Linked DNA regions of Mus musculus: region 2 is linked to region 1. Evidence: chromatin loops called from intact Hi-C (ENCODE). Cell type or tissue: gastrocnemius. All regions are shown on one strand.

Region 1 (8,000 bases):
CCAGGCCCCGTGTGACCTTGTGTACAGTTTCCTTCTGACTTCAGTTTCTACCTCCCCTCCTTCTCGGCTCTTCTGTGCATGGCATCAGCGTGCATATGTCCCTCTCACCTGCCTCCCTTTCGCCATCCCTCATTTTTCTAACTTAAAAAAGGGGTACCTACTATATGATACCTACATGTCTAGTTACGTTTTCTACAGTATTTTAAACGTTGGTAAATATTCTAAGCATCTGCCTAAAAAAAAAAAAAAAGAATTTTTTATACTTTATGGTGTGTGTGTGTGTGTGTGTGTGTGTGCGCGCTATAGCACATAAGTGGAGGTCAGAGTACACCCTCTGGGAATCAGTTCTCTCCTTCCACTCTGTGGGTCCTGGTGATTGACCTCAGGCTGTCCAGGTGGGCATCAAACACCTTTACCTTTTGAGCCATCTTACCAGTTCTGGACTCTGCTTTTTGTGTTTTTCCTATTACAGGCCCTTCCTTTTAATTCTAACATCTTTATAGTACTTTTGGTAAAATGTGAACATTTTTCAAATAGAAAAATTTTAAGAATCTTGGGTAACATCAAAATACTTGCCGCGAAGATTCTGCAATTAGATTTTACTCTCCAAGCACTCATCTATCCATCCATCGAGTCTTCCACCCATCCACATATCCATGCATCATGTACTCAGATATCATTCCTCCATCCATGCACTCATCTATCCATTCATCGAGTCTTCCACCCATCCACATATCCATGCATCATGTACTCAGATACCTATATTCCTCCATCAATGCACTCATCTATCCATTCATTGAGTCTTCCACCCATCCACATATCCATGCATCATGTACTCAGATACCTATATTCCTCCATCCATGCACTCATCTATCCATTCATCGAGTCTTCCACCCATCCACATATCCATGCATCATGTACTCCGATACCTGCTGCTCCACCCATGAATGCATTCTGTTCATATCTATTCCTTCATCCATGACTCTTTCTATCCATCTACCTATTCCTCCATCCACGCATCCATCTAGTCATCCACACATCTATTCATCTATATATCTATTCAGCACTTTGTCTTACTTCTTGGTGCCTCTCAACTGCAGAATCTTTACATTTCTTCTCAATTATTTCAGGGCAAGAACTCAGATATCAATATTTACTCAAGATTTAAATTTTTTAATTTTAATTTTTTGTGTATGAGTGTTTTGCTTATATGTGTATGTGTGTATATATATACATATATATATATATATATATATGTATGTATATACATGTGTTACTGTGATCATGGAGCCAGAAGAGGGCATTTTATCCTCAGAACTGCAGTTATAGACAGTTGTGAGCTACCATGTAGCTAATGGGAATTGAACCTGGGTCCTCTGGAAGAACATCTAGTTCTCTTAATCACCAAGCCATCTCAACGTTACCCCTCACACCTTCTAAATTCTAAATCACGCATTTCTCTTGACCAGGTATTTTCAAGGTATGCCTCAGACTTAATCTTGACTAGATCTATGACTTCCCCATGCAGCTCAATATTTCAGCTACTGTTCTTCAGGAGCTGTCTACTTTAGTTTCTGTTTTTGTTTTTTGACAATATCTTTTCACTAGGACTTGGGGCATTCAGGTTAGGCTAACTTAGCTGGCCAGTAAATCCCAGGAATTCTCCTCTCCCACTTCTCTGGTGCAGGGATTACAAATGCACTCAACTATGCCTGCTTGTTTTGTCTTTTGTTTGTTTAGCTTGGCTGCTGAGATTAAACTGAGCCCTTTACTTTTATTATTTTAGGATTTATGTATTTATTTATTTATATGATTACACTATCACTGTCTTCAGACACACCAGAGGAGAGCATTGCATCCCATTACAGATAGATGTGAGCCACTACATAGTTGCTGAAAATTGAACTCAGGACCTCTGAAAGAGCAGTCGGTGCTCCTAACCACTGAGCCATCTTTCCAGCCCACATCCTTTGTTTTACTTAAATCATTTCTCCCTGTCAATGGGCTTTCTTTTGTGTAGCTCTGTGAAACTTCAACCTTCTGGCTGGCAGCTCAGTATTTAGGGTCACCAGCAAGGGGCTCCTAACCAAGTGCAGGGCCCTGACTGGATGCCCTTTCTCCCTTCAGGAGAGCAGTCAAAGGTTCTTCCAAGATCCAAACTGGGATGTCACAAGAATATCACATTTATTGAGAAGGAATGAGGGAAACAAGTTTCTAAGATAGTATAAGACACAACCAAAGCCAAAACACCCAAAGTCAGTTAGAATCCACACACGGGGAAAGCAGAGCTACAATATATTCATGGTGCAAACTCCAGAAATATTAGTCCATTTTGTCATCTTCTTTCTTTCTTAGTAGCTTATTAAGGGGTTCCCATAGTATCATAGCTAAATTTTAACTACATGCTAAGACCTTCCCATGCTAAGTCCATGTTCACATCACACAGTCCAAAACTGACAATGTTTTGCAACTATAGCTGCTGAGTAGGAGAGCTGAAAATGAACCCAGGCATCTGGTCGTGACACTGTGTATCTAATCATGGTGCACAGACCACACATCTAATCATGGTGCAAACATCATGCATCTAACAACTGTGCACAGATCATGTATTTAACCTAGTCATCAGATTCCACGGTCACTTAGCCACAATACAGAAGTCATACCCTAAACCCTTGCACCTGGTCCCAGAGCATGCTGTTAGCCTGTGGTGTGTGTGCAGTACTGCCCTAGAGAGGCAGGTAGCAGACCAGGAGTTCACACAGCCTCTATGGTACTATGATGTGGTACATCTGAGTGTTTTTTTTCAAGCCTGTCTACACCATCCCCCTGAAGACTTCTCAGGAGATACACCCCTTATGAGCCTAGCACCAGAAGGTGTTCTAGCACTAGAAGGTGTTAGAAAAGAGGAAGGGACACTGTCCTCAGGTAGTCTTGCATATGTCCCACTGGTTCTGTCTCTGGAGAACTGTGATGAATACACCCAACTTGTCTCTCTTCATTGGCCATGAAAGGGAACACTTCACCTCCTCCCTCCTCCCGGAGGGGACGACTTTCTCTTGTGACTCACAGGAGTCCAGCCTAAAGTCACTTAGGAAAAACAAAGCCAGCGGAAACACACAAGAGGCAAGGCAGGATCCTGGAAGGTTTTGCAACAGTCCAGTCAGGAGAGGGCTGGCACTCGGTCAGCCTGGACCAGGCTCTGGCATCCTCTGGATTCTTTATGGCTTAATCTCAGCTCCCCCCACTGCAGCCCTGCAATGAATGTGCTTGTTGACACTGATTTCACACTGAAGTGTTTCCACCAGACACATTTTTTAAATGGAATTATGAGGTGATAAGGTTTATAAGAGTCAAACAGTACCAACATGCTGGGAGAGGGGCCTTCAGGGAGACAGCAACCCCTGCCCCCCTGGAATCAGCCTAGTTTGGTGGCTGGGAGAACAGTGGGCAGCCTCAAGTTCCAGCAGGAAAATTACAGCAACAGCTGGATGCTCCTTGCCTGCCAGACTTGGTGGGTTCTTGAAGGAGCCAACAGCATAGGTCACTAATCCAGTGTTAAAGGCTGAACACAAGCTGAGCAGTGCCACCCAGGACTTGCCCAGTGGGAAGAATTCCAGCCAGGGCTTCAAATGGCAGCCGTCAATCTACCTAATGACAAGTGTTTCCACTCAACAGGTGCCACAGCCGGGGACCACTTGAGGTCAAGAGAAGCATGCCTAAGCGCCTGACATGCCTGCTGCCGGGCTTGCTTGAAGTATATTCACGTAGGTTTTACAGGAGCCACATGGAGTGTGGACAACAAGGTCTCCCCAGTCCCACTTTACAGTAGAGAGATAAAGCTGGGTCTCAGTTATAGCAGACCTCACAGCCACTGGAACTTAGGGAACCAATGCACAAAACGGCTGAGCACACACTAAAGGCCACAGCACACAGGAAGCAAGTGAACTGCCATTTGAATGTGGGCAGTTCAGCTCTAAAGCACAACGTCACCTAAGATGACACAGCTAGGCCAGGTGTGGTGGCACTAGGGAGGTAGAGCCAAGCTGATCTATTGAGTTCAAGGCCAGCCCAGTCTACAGAGTGTGTTTCAGGGCAGCCATGGCTACACAGAGAAACCGTATTTCTTAACAAGCAAACAAAAAGATGAGCAGCTACACAGTTGATGGTGGGCAGATCAGGGACTCACCACCTGGTGTTTCTGACGCTTTATCAGACTTTCCCCTTGCTGTCACCTGTCTCAAGGTGTAGGGTTAGCCTGGTATCTTTTATCTCCCTTGTGGAGACATGAGTCCTCTACTGGTGCCATCACCACCCATGACCCCCACGGCCATGGATAAGAATAATTCTGTCCATAGACAGCAGTTTTGTGCCAGCTTGTCATCATGAGAAAGGCCATGAAGGTAATGGATGTGTATGAGACAAGGCCAGGGTTTCCTCTGTCACCAACTCTGAGGTCAGCAAAAGGGAGACTCAGCAGCTGTCCTTGGAGCTAGTGTAGAAGCAGAGCCAAGGAGCACAGGACCAGCTCTGCCAGACAACAGCTAGTCCACTGTTACCACCCACCCACCCAGAGCCCCAGCAGGAGGCTAGGAGGAGGAGGCAGGAACCCTCTGTTAGAAGGTGCCTCTCTTCTTCATCCCCTCCTTTGCTCTCCGTGATGAGGCTGCAGCACCAGAGTTTCATGCTTCTCTTCCCTCAGGCGCATAGGCAGAGAGGAACACCCCAGAAACAGCAGGCAGGGCAGAGAAGTGAAGCAGGCAGGCCATTGGCCACTCTGTGGCTTTGAGCACATGGCTCATTACATAGGCTGTTGGTCTTTGGATAAGGGGTGGGGTGGGGTTCCTATCTACCAGAGTTGCTATGTGCATGGAGGGAATGTTCTACGGGATTGTTCATTAAGACACCTTGATGGTACACGGTGCCCACTGTGTAAAGATATTAAAGGAGGGCCCCTCTCCTCAGTTCTTTCTTCCTGGAAAGGAGCTGTTTATATGAAATTGGCATTTTGATCTCCTAAAATAGTTGTGCCATCTCATTTGGGGACATGAATATGGTGGGCCCAGCAGGCTGGAAGTGGTCTCACATTGCTTAGAACAGGCAAGTCAGAGCATCATCAGGATGGTGAAGGCTCCCAGCGGGAGCCTGAGTACACAGTGGGTTACTGGGCAAGTGAGTTACTCTTGTTCCAGGGAGTTGCCTAGTGTCCTGACACGTGGGGATGTTCAGTGTCTGAGCTGTGAGGGACCTCATATCAGGGCCAGGAATTTATTTATTTTCTGTAAAGGGCCAGTTAGTAATATTTTATACTTTTTTTCTGAGCCCCGATTGCTGGCTTCCATTAGTGAGTCCCTCCCCATAACCACGTGCCCATAGGAGGTTTAAGGAGGTATTTAAGAGAGCTCAGCGGCCATCTGTAACACCCGAATTGCAAGGACTTCCCTGCTGGTCCTCTTGCATGGGTCATTCTTCATTCTTATCCCAAGCTTCATAATCCTCCAAAATTCCTTCCTACCCCACCCCCACCATGTGATCCTGAGGCTTTCTTTCCCCTTTCTGTCTTTGTTTCTCTTTTTTCTTTTCCTTGATTTTCTCGCTCTTTCTTTTCCTTCCTTAGTTCTTAATGCGTATTACAATTCTACATCTGTTTTTATTTTGGTTGAACGTTTCTCTCCTTGTCTCTTCCCAGAGAAAACATGATTTACAAATACCAGGCTCTTATCTCTCTATTCAATTCGTGGGTATGTCCCCAAGGACTGAGATTATCTTTGATCTACAGCACAGACCCATATATATTCGCCTATTGAGTAAATGAGTCAAACCAAATCAGACTGTTCATGGATGCAGAAGCTAACCGAAGTACAATGGCCAGGATTTACAAAGATACAGGGATTTCATCTTATTAGATAAAGACACCCAGCTATCTTATTTGGTGAGGCAGAGCTAACTGAAGGAGGCAGGCACTATCTCATCTCCTTGCTTCAGTGAGGTCACTGCAGGTAAGGGCAAACCACTTCAAGATATTTATCTGAGAGACAGTAGGACTAAGTTTCAACCCAGATCTGTCCCACTTTGGGGCAAAGGTGCCCACCAGTACTCTTGCATACTTTGTCAGTTTAGTCTGAACACAGATTATTGGCCAATGGAAAGGCTGAGGGGGTAGAGATGTGTGACAAAACAAAAGGGTTGGGAGATATTACCATCTAATGAATGTAGGTTTGTTAAACAATTGGTTTCAGGGCACAGCCTCGGCTGAGAGAGTAGAAAGAATAAAAGATACAATCAAGTGTGTGTGTGTGTGTGGGGGGGGGCGGGGTCACTTTTTATAAACGTAGTACCTAGGCTTAGCTAGGGGAAACAAATGAAGGCATCTCAAGCCAATGAGAGGTGTCAGCAAATCCTCCGGTTTTCCAAGGGCAAAGCCATTGCCAACTCCATGCACCCGGATCTGTTGTCTGGGGGTGGGATGCACACATCTGGTACTCAAGCCACAGAAAGCAGCTGTTTGCAAAGCCAATCATCCTTAGTTCTAGCAGGCTAGTCCCAGAGTATCTGCCTATGGACACCTTTTTCCAGCAAAGAAAGAGAAGGCACTGCAGGCAAGAGAGGTGCTGTGAGCTTTTCACAATCCTTTCCCAGACAGAGAACTTAGCCCCCTCCCTACAAGGAATGTAATCTTGACCACCATTGTGGCTGCTACAAAGAAGCAAAGCGATGTACTCAGAAGTTCTCGATAATTCCAATTGGGTCAACTTACACCATAAAGTGGGTTATAATTAAGATGCTTTTGAAACTGTAACTAGATCATAGTGTCTAGACATCAGGAGGCTCCAATCACACATCATCCTTCCTTACTGTGCAGGCACATGATTATCACGTGACACTCGCCTACAGCCTGCCACAGAACGTTCTCTTTCTGAGAACATCTTGAAGGGCACATATCTGAAAGGCATCTCACAGCCTACTGACAGTTGTCTGGAATTCTTTCACAAATGCCATGCCTGAGAAGTCAGAGAACCTGCTCTCTGGAGCAGGTCTTGGTGTCTATCCCCTTGGGTATGTGGAGAGTGTCCACGTGGAGAATGGAGGACTTCCGGGCTCCAGGTTTGTTCTGACATTGCTGCAAATATCTGGCACAGAGAGGCAAACTTCTCCAGTCAAACCCAGTGTAGGACTGCCAGAGTAGGTGAGTGAGGGCATAGTTCAAGCTCTCCTCAACTATGAAAAGAAAATAAGACATTTGTGTGCCCGCAGCCACACACCTGATTCTACCCATCAGGAAAGAGGAAGAACGCGTCCCTCATTTACTCTACAGGTGCTCAGATCAGAGTTCCTCAAGGCATCCTATCCTGCTGGGTGCCAGGGAAACAGAAATGCACAAGACATGTTTCCTGCCCACATTTCCTCATGATTCAGCAAGGGGACACAAGTACGTAAGCAAAACAGAGCTCACCCACCTTGCACACCAAGGGCCGGGGAATAGCGGTCTCCACTGAGTGGGAAGGAATGGAGGAACTGGAGGAGACGTGACCTAAAGAGGCCAAATGCACAAATGTGGGCCAAATGGAAGGCTGAGGAAGTCAAACCACAGATTCTCAGAGTGGGCGTGGTAGGGCTGTGAGCTGAGACTGCAGACCTAGGGAAGGGCGCATCTAAGGAAGTGCGAGGGAAGAAGGAAGCAGGGTACAGTACATACTTGGTTTTACTTTGGCAAGTGCCAAACTGCTCAGGGAGGCACGGTGGCACAGCACCTGTAATTCCAGCACTGGAGAAAACTAAGGCAGGAGAATCACGAGTTTGAGAATAGTCTGATCTGTAAATTTGAGATCCTGTCTCAAGCACACCTACAACATGGGATGCAATTAAATGTGGTCTTACGGGAGAAGTGGAAAAAGATGGGGAAATCAGATAGAGCCTAGTCAGGGGTTTCAGGAAGCTCAAATCATGTGGACAATGGAAGTCCCCAAAGGGAATCAGCCCCAGGCTTCTGGTGGGAGTGAAGG
Region 2 (8,000 bases), 94 kb after region 1:
GGGTTTTAGGTGGCATTGTAACTTCCTCTAAAATCTAGCTCATCTCAAAAGATCAGTATTCTAAGCTAAATTGTGTTCTCCCAAAATGGTATATCAGCATCCTAACTCCTGGTACTTTGGAGCAAGTTGTGAAGGTGAAACGTAGCCATGTGTTTAGATTCACAGTCCCTAGCAGGTGCTGCTGTTGTTGAAAGCTGTGGAACCTTTAGGAAATGGGACCTTGCTGGGACGTTGGGGACACTTCCTATCTGCATCATCTTTGCTTCCTAACTTAGGACACAATAGAACCCCTTGTTTTATGCTCCTGCCATTGTGGACTCTGTTCCCTTGAACTATAAGCTAACCCCCACCCCTACCACATTCATTACTTCTTGTCTGATATTTCATCACAACAACGGGAAAGGTAGGTAACACAGAAGAAAACTATATTAATAAATAAGGAGTTTACAAAAGACATTTAGTTGAAATGAGGTAATTAAGGAGAGAGTATATCTGGTATCCTTATTAAAGGGGACACCGAGAAACAGACAGAGACACACACACAGGGGAAATGTGAGTGTGACGTCACAAGGCATCACTTGAAGACAGAGAATTGGGATAACACTAAGGATTTGGGGCAGCAGCCAAGATAGACCAAGTGCAGCCAGCAAGCCACACCAGAGGCTAGGAGGAAGTACGTCTAGTCTTCTAAAGTGTGGAAGGTACAATTCAGTGACTTTAGACCACCCAATGTGCCCAGCTTGGTTGCAGCAGCACTAGGACGTAACTGACTAACAATCCCATGCCCTTTGCCCAGTCTTCGCTGTGGAGCTGTAAGAAGGCCTGCTCCTGGATAGCTCTGTGAGTTGCTCAAGTCCAGCTGTGCTAATCTCAATGTTAATGCTGATTATCAACCTGATGGGATCCAGAATCACCTCGGAGATACACCTCTGTGAGCGTCTGTGAAGGAGTTTCTACACTGGTTAAACTGGGGTGGGAAGACCTAACACTCTACATGTGGGCAGCACCATCCTTTAGGCTGTGGGCCTAGACTAAATAAAACGGAGGGTGTGGGCTGAGTACCAGCATTCACCTCTCTGTCTACTGACTCTGGACATATTGTGACCTGTCAACTCACACCGTTGTCACCATGACTTCCCTGCCATGATGGAATGTATCCCTGCAACTCGGAGGCAAAACAAGGCCTGCCTTCCTTAGCTTTCTTTTTTTCAGACATTTTGTCCCAGCAATAAGAACGTAACTAATCAGCCCTGTAAGGGCCCAGAATCAAAGCTTCATCGCAGAGGGCAGAGAAGGAGTGTCAGGAACCCTGCTGAGCCACCGGTTCAGAGAACTGCCAAGGTTCCCACCCCTGTTACCCTCCCGAAGAGTTGGTTAGTGAATCCAGTCTATTTCTCCACTCTTGTTTCAGGCTTGACCATGTGACTTGCCTTGATTTGAATGTGTCCCCAACTTGGGAACTGTCCTAATTTGCTTCTCTGTTGGCTGTGACGAAACAATGACCAAAGGTAACCAGGGGAAGAAAGGTTTATTTCACTTACAAGTTTCAGTTCATCGTTGCGGGAAGCCGAGGCAGGAGCTCAAAGCAGGCGGCAACTGGAGCAGAGCCCACCAAGAAACTGCTTACAGGGTTGTTTTTCAAGGATTTCTCAGCTTGCTTTCATTTGCAACTCAGGACAACCAGGGACACCATCCACAGTGAGCCGGATCCTCCCACAGCAATCATCAATCAGGAGAATTCGCCCCTAGATCAATCTGGTGGAGGCAATTCCCCAACTGAGGTTCCCCCTTCCCAAGTAGCTCTGGTCTGTGTCAAGTTGACAACCAAAGATGAACCAGAACAGGAAGTTCCCAATGCAACCATGCTGAGGGTAGTGTCTTTTGGAAGTAATTAAGTTGCAAGGACTCATTGAAATCACAAACATGGACTGTGTTCATTAATGTCCGGGGGAGATCCGTCTGAAGGCTGAATTCTGCTCCCTCCACATCCCTATCTCTGGCCCAATGTCTTCTGCCATGTTATAATGCAGAAAAGGGCCCTGGTTAGAAATTGAACTTCTTAGCTTCCAGAACTACTTTTCAAATGAATGTCATTGTTTTGACAAGAGGGTGACAAGACAACTTGAAGAAGATTTACTTTGGCTCTTGGTTGGAAGGGATACAGTGCATCATTCAGGGGACAAGGCAAGCATGTGAGGCAGCTGCTCACAGGTCAGCAGCCAGGCTGGGGGGAGAGAGAGAGACAGAGACACAGAGACACGGAGAGACAGAGATGAATGCTGAATGTTAGTTCCTTTTCTCTTTCTCTTTTCCTTCTTTTTATTCTGCCTGGCACCCCAGCCCATGGGGTGGTACCACCCACATTCAGGATGGGTCTCCTCTCTTTAGTTAAACCATTCTGGAAACTTCCTCAAGGACTCACCTCTTAGGTGGTTCTAAATCCAATAAAGGGATCCAATCCTTCTGTCTCCCAAGAGCTGGCTGGAACTGCAGGCGGGTGACTGAGGGGTATAGTGCTTGCCTTGCATGTGTAAGGCCCTGGGTTTGATCTCAGTACAGCGAGAAAGGAAGAAGAGAAAGAGGAGAGAGACTGAGGGAGAGGGAAGTGGACCCAGTTATGCAGAAAGATCCTGTGGTCTTAGAAGCCTGTAGTTAATTTTCCAAACTGGTCCCTACAACTACATGACTGAACATCATTAATCTAGATCTCACCTTCTTAAATTGTGAATTGCAACATGTGTGGGTCACAAAAGTCTGACAGTAGTATAAGGTTTCTGTGTGCATTGTGATCCAATGTTGATTCAGAATCATAAATAAACTCCATGTTTCTGGCAGATTTTGCTGTAGCCTTGGTTCTGGACATGCAGAGACGCGTGTTTGCTGTGCTCCTGCTGTCAGACCACACAGTGTCTGTCAGCAGATACTACCTGACGGACTTTGGCTCACTTCTGCTAAGACTGCATGTTATAGACTGCAGGACTTTTAATGTACACGTTTCCACTCTTGTAGAAATGTGTTGGCTTCATTATGGAAAACAAAGACTTTAAATCTTTTCCTACCATCATGCCTAAGCATGTGAATCTCAAATTAGTGTATCTTTGGTCCTCATATTAATATTTGATTTTAAAAGTTGCCCCTTGAACTTGTTTTTCCAGAGGATCTGAGTTTCATTCCCAGCACTGTCATAGCAACTCACAACCATGCGTAACTCCAGATTTAGGGTATCTGATGCCTCTAGTCTCTGTGGACATTACCCACATGCCCACACACAGACACAACACAAATAATTTATAATAATAACAATAAACCTTTAAAATTTCAGGTTGGGTTGCTGGCTTGAGATTCATTAAAATCAATTAATTAATAAAACGTGATTCATGAATGTTAGTTTGAGATTAGGGCAGAATTTCCAACAGTTTCTGAAATGTGTCTAAATTTCCTTGTGTCGTTTGTCACTATACATTTATGTGAAGCAGTATTCTCAGCATTGATTAGAAAGTCAACTCCAAATTCTGATTAACTCTAAAACATGTTAAAGATGCTTAGATTCTGCAGCATCCAATACTCAGTATTGATATCCTTATGGAAAAACAAATAAGTACATCCGCCTCATTAGTATGCAAGTTTTCTTTCTTTTTAAGGTTAAAATTATATGCATACAAAGGAAATATTGGATTTGGGCTTTTTGTTTTGTTTTAGATTTTGAAATAGAGTCTTTCATGTAGTACAGGCTGGCCACGAACTTGCTATACAACCAAGAATGAACTTAAACATTTGATTCTTAGGCATTCACGTCCTGTGTGCCACTATGCACAGTTTATGTGGCTCTGAGTTCAACCCCAGAGCTATGTGCATGCTGGCTGGCAAAGCAGTCCACCAACTGGGCCATATCCCAGCTCCCAAAAGATTGCTTTTAAATAACTTTCATCATGATTTGTTATCAGTAAATGTTTGGGCCCTCTATCTTATAGCACTACACACCTGGGGTCATGTAAAAGTTTCGTAGAAACACGAAGTTTAGAATGGGAAGTTTTCAGAAGCCCTGCCTAGTTAGAAAAATAGGCTTCCTGTGATTGCCGTCAGATAACAGAGCCTGGTCCCTGGTCCTAGTGTACAGAGCATTGAAGGAGATGCTGGCTTGAACCCAATGCTCTAGGCACAGATGAGGATGTATACAGGGATTGGATAGAAAGCAAGTCCTACCTAGAGCACCTCATACCCCTGCCATGCCAGAGCCCCTAGAGGAGGCAGGACACTCTCACTTGCAACAACCTTGTTTTGTGCCAGGCATGGAGCAGGACCCTTCAGAGATAGTTCATTTAAAACAATAGCCCCATGTAGTGCCAGGTGTTAACCCCCAGTTTATAAATAAGGAGTTAAGTTTTAGTGGTGGTAGGAAAGTTAGTCCGAAGAGCGCAGAGCCTTTGGGCGTTTGCAGCAGAGCTGGGGTAAGATCCCAAGTTGCCATGTACCCAGACACCTGCTGAGAGCCCAACCTTTGGGCTGCATAAGCCACAACAGTCAGATGCCCCTCCTGACTCGGCTCTGACTGAAATAGAGCAGAGCTCAGAGGTGCTATGGTCCTCATTGCCACGGTCACAGTTATAAATGTTACAGAGTGAAACCACTGACCTTGGCTGAGAGTAAGCGCAACATCTCAAGAAGCTGGCAAGCCAAGGTACAGGGTGTGCACTTCAGAATGGCAGGGGACAAGGTGCTCTGTATTCACCGGGCCTTTTGTCCTCAGATTTCACAGGCTCCATGACACATACCTTCTGGACCAGCACCAGGGGCCACGGGACAGCCTGGACCTCTCATTGTTTATTCAACAGTGGCTGCCATGAGCCTACCAGGTTAGTCCTTGTGCAACCACGCTGGGCAAAGTGGGTAAATCGAGGCACTGAGAGGTAGGTACCCAAACTGGGACTCACACCTTGGGGAGGATTGAGAACCCTGTACTTTGGAGTCCCCAAGTGTGCCCAGAAAGTATCTGATTATTGAGAGTAGGATACCTGGACCTCAGGTTGCCCTCGAATGTGAAACCCTCTTGCCTCAGTCTCTAAGTAATTGGATTATAGGTGTGTGCTAACCAGGCCTATCTGGAACTCTCTCTACAGTAGGAATAAATGGCTCCAAATTAAAATTTGTCTTTGTCTCTGTGAGGATCACATGAGCAGAGTTGATGACCATAGCCAGAGTCCTGGCTCCTGCTGGTGGGCAGTGATAGAAAGTACTAGAATAATCTCCAAGAAACTGCTTGTCACATCTACAGTGTGCCCTTCTCTTACCCTTAGGACAGGGCTTCAGGAATATAAATATATAAGGTCTCAGGAATGATGTAAATATATACATACATACATATATACATATACACACATATATATACATACTATATATCACATTATATATAATATTACATATATAACATTATATATTACATATATAGCATTATATATGTAAATATATATATATATAAAATGTTATATATATAGTAGTGCCCCAAATATCCCTCTGGCCACCTAGCTCTCCATCACCACGTCATGATTATTTTTAAGAGGATTGATTGGTAAGTCTTAGGCCAGCCAGGGCTATGTATTAAGTCCCAGACCAAAATGATATGCAAAAGAAAAGCCTCTCTCAGAAATAGATAGATAGATAGATAGATAGATAGATAGATAGATAGATAGATAGATAGATAGATAGATAGATAGAGGGTGGATGAGTGTTTCTCCTTTGTTAATTAACTGACTCTCTAGTTAAAAAGTCTAAATGGGAAAAGTGACCTAAAATTTTGATGTATCAAAATCTACAAACTGCCAAGACTCACTGAGGGCTCTAAGACGTCACTCACTTAGTAGGGGACAGTGACTCACTAGCACCCTTCTAAGGACAGTGAGTAGGATGGCGATGACACACAAGAGACAGCTCAAACACATGGGACACTTGTCCTGAGCAGCACAAGGCACTGCTTCCAGATCCTTGGGGGATTCCAGGGACAGGAGGGATGGGCTTATACACAGAAAGGCCCCACAGTGGAGGCACTATAGGATGGCCACCTGGAGGTCATAGCAGCTGACCCCAGGGCAGAGACCGATTTCAGATGTGTGCAATCTTGCTCACTCACTGAGTCGATGTATAAACCTGAACATCAGGGCACTAAGGCTGCCCATGAACTTAGGAGACCTGGGTAGGTGCAGAGGTCAAATTGTCACAATTTGTTAAGTGAATGGATGTTTGGATATTTCCAGAAGCAGGAGCGCAGCACCTTATATATAGGTCACCCTCTGCTATTTGTGGATGAAAAAAAACGCACGCAGGTCCAGATACCACTGTCAGGAAGCTTGCATTCTGGTGATGATGAATGGAGGGGACAGACAGACAGACAGACATGTATGTGCATGGCACATACATGAACACACAGAGAAAGAGAGACATCCACACATGTGTGCACACACACTCATGAAAAATGCGGTAAGTCATTAACCACTTTCAGGAAACTTAAGGAGCATATGGTTGCCACCCCCTGTGGTGTTTGAGGGGACCAGAGCGCCTCAATCACAGTGACCTAGGGACTACCCCTTCTTTCCACCTGTGTCCCCATCCCACATGTGCTATATCTCCCAGGCTAGTTACGTAACTGCCTGGCCTGGGTTCAGAGCCCAGCTCAGCACAGCGCTTGTAAAATATTCCCTCACTCCATGAAATGCCAGCGATTTCACAGCCAGCCAGTCCTGTTCTCATAAAGTCCCCACACCAGCAGCCTTGCATCTAAAAGTGGCCTGGAGATTGAGAGATTGATGTCAGACCCATTCTGGAGCCAAGAACCAAGTGGTTTCCAGGTTTGCACACAATGTCAGCCTCTCTGGAGAGAAGGCCCTCATTGCTTGTCTACTCCCCAGGCTCTGCTAGCACAGGCACCCCCACCCCCACCCCTGCCTCCACTGCTGCCATCAGAACTCTGAGCAGGGCTCAGGGTGGTCACTCCATGCCGGAGCCAAGGAACTGAGCTACATTTGTTTTTCTTTCTTTATCCATTTTAATATGTGATCTGATGTATGTTTGCTTATGAATTGTGTGTATATGCTTGAGTGCATTTGGGCACATGTGTGTGGGGGGAGTGTGCATGTGTGTGCCTATGAATATTAGGAATCTCCTTGATCGTTCTTCCATCTTATTTAATGAGACAAAGGCTCAGTCAACCCAGAGCTGCCCACTATGGTTAGTCCAGCTGGCCAGCTTGCCCTGGGGATTCCCTGTCCATACATCCAAGGCTGGAGTTATGGGCAGGCTGCCACACCCATTTGGCACTTAATGCCAAATTCACATGGGATTTATGTGAAGTCTGGGGATTTGAACCCCAGTCCTCAAGCTTGTATTAGCAAGTACTTAAACTATCGATTCCTCTCTTCAGCCTCTGGACCACATTTATGTTCAACACTGTGTAGGAGAGGTCTTAGTTATGGTTTTTACTGCTGTGAAGAGACACAATGACCACAGCAACTCTTATCAAGGAAAACATTTAATTGGGGCTGGCTTATAGTTCCAGAGGTTTAGTTTCTTATCATCATGGCAGGAACCATGGCAGCGTGCAGATGGGAGCCGAGAGAGGTAGCTGAGAGTTCTACATCTGCAGCCTCAAGCAACAGAAAATGAATGCCTCGCTGGGCTTAGTTTGAGCATCTGAAATCTCAACTCCTTAGTGATAAACTTCCTCCAACAAAGCCATAAATATGCTGGCAAGGCCACACCTCTTATTAGTACTACTTCCTATGAGGTGGGGGGCATTTTCTTTCAAATCTGTTGGGGTACACTGTGTGAAGGTTGTCTTTGTATATTCAAATATTGATTGCTAAATCAGCAGAGAGATGAGTACCAACTGGATACACACACACACACACACACACACACACACACATACACACACATACACACACAATCTTCTAGTGACTGAAAGTAGATTTATGGTTACCTGGGCTTAAAGAGTGAGTGGTTGATAAAAG

What was found. A loop is a pair of places that touch in the nucleus more often than their neighbours do. Peaks named below come from ENCODE experiments on the same cell type or tissue, not always from the same donor. Only the 100,000 strongest peaks of a DNase experiment are listed, where the experiment ranks them.
Region 2: it touches region 1 in a loop (4-fold over the local background); 3 of 42 quality-filtered maps call a loop at or near these places.

The regions. Positions count from the first base shown.
Region 1 is chr7:112,285,339-112,293,338 of GRCm38, reverse strand. The region is part of intron 3 of Mical2 (microtubule associated monooxygenase, calponin and LIM domain containing 2); the gene reads right to left. Among named protein-coding and RNA genes, the nearest start is that of Mical2, 64 kb to the right of the region's middle. In gastrocnemius, no CTCF peak of the experiment used is centred here; DNase peaks (open chromatin) are centred at 3,171 and 3,596; H3K27ac peaks cover 5,726 bases.
Region 2 is chr7:112,191,123-112,199,122 of GRCm38, reverse strand. No RefSeq gene overlaps it. Among named protein-coding and RNA genes, the nearest start is that of Gm39070, 4.5 kb to the left of the region's middle. In gastrocnemius, no CTCF peak of the experiment used is centred here; DNase peaks (open chromatin) are centred at 6,657 and 7,284; H3K27ac peaks cover 4,222 bases.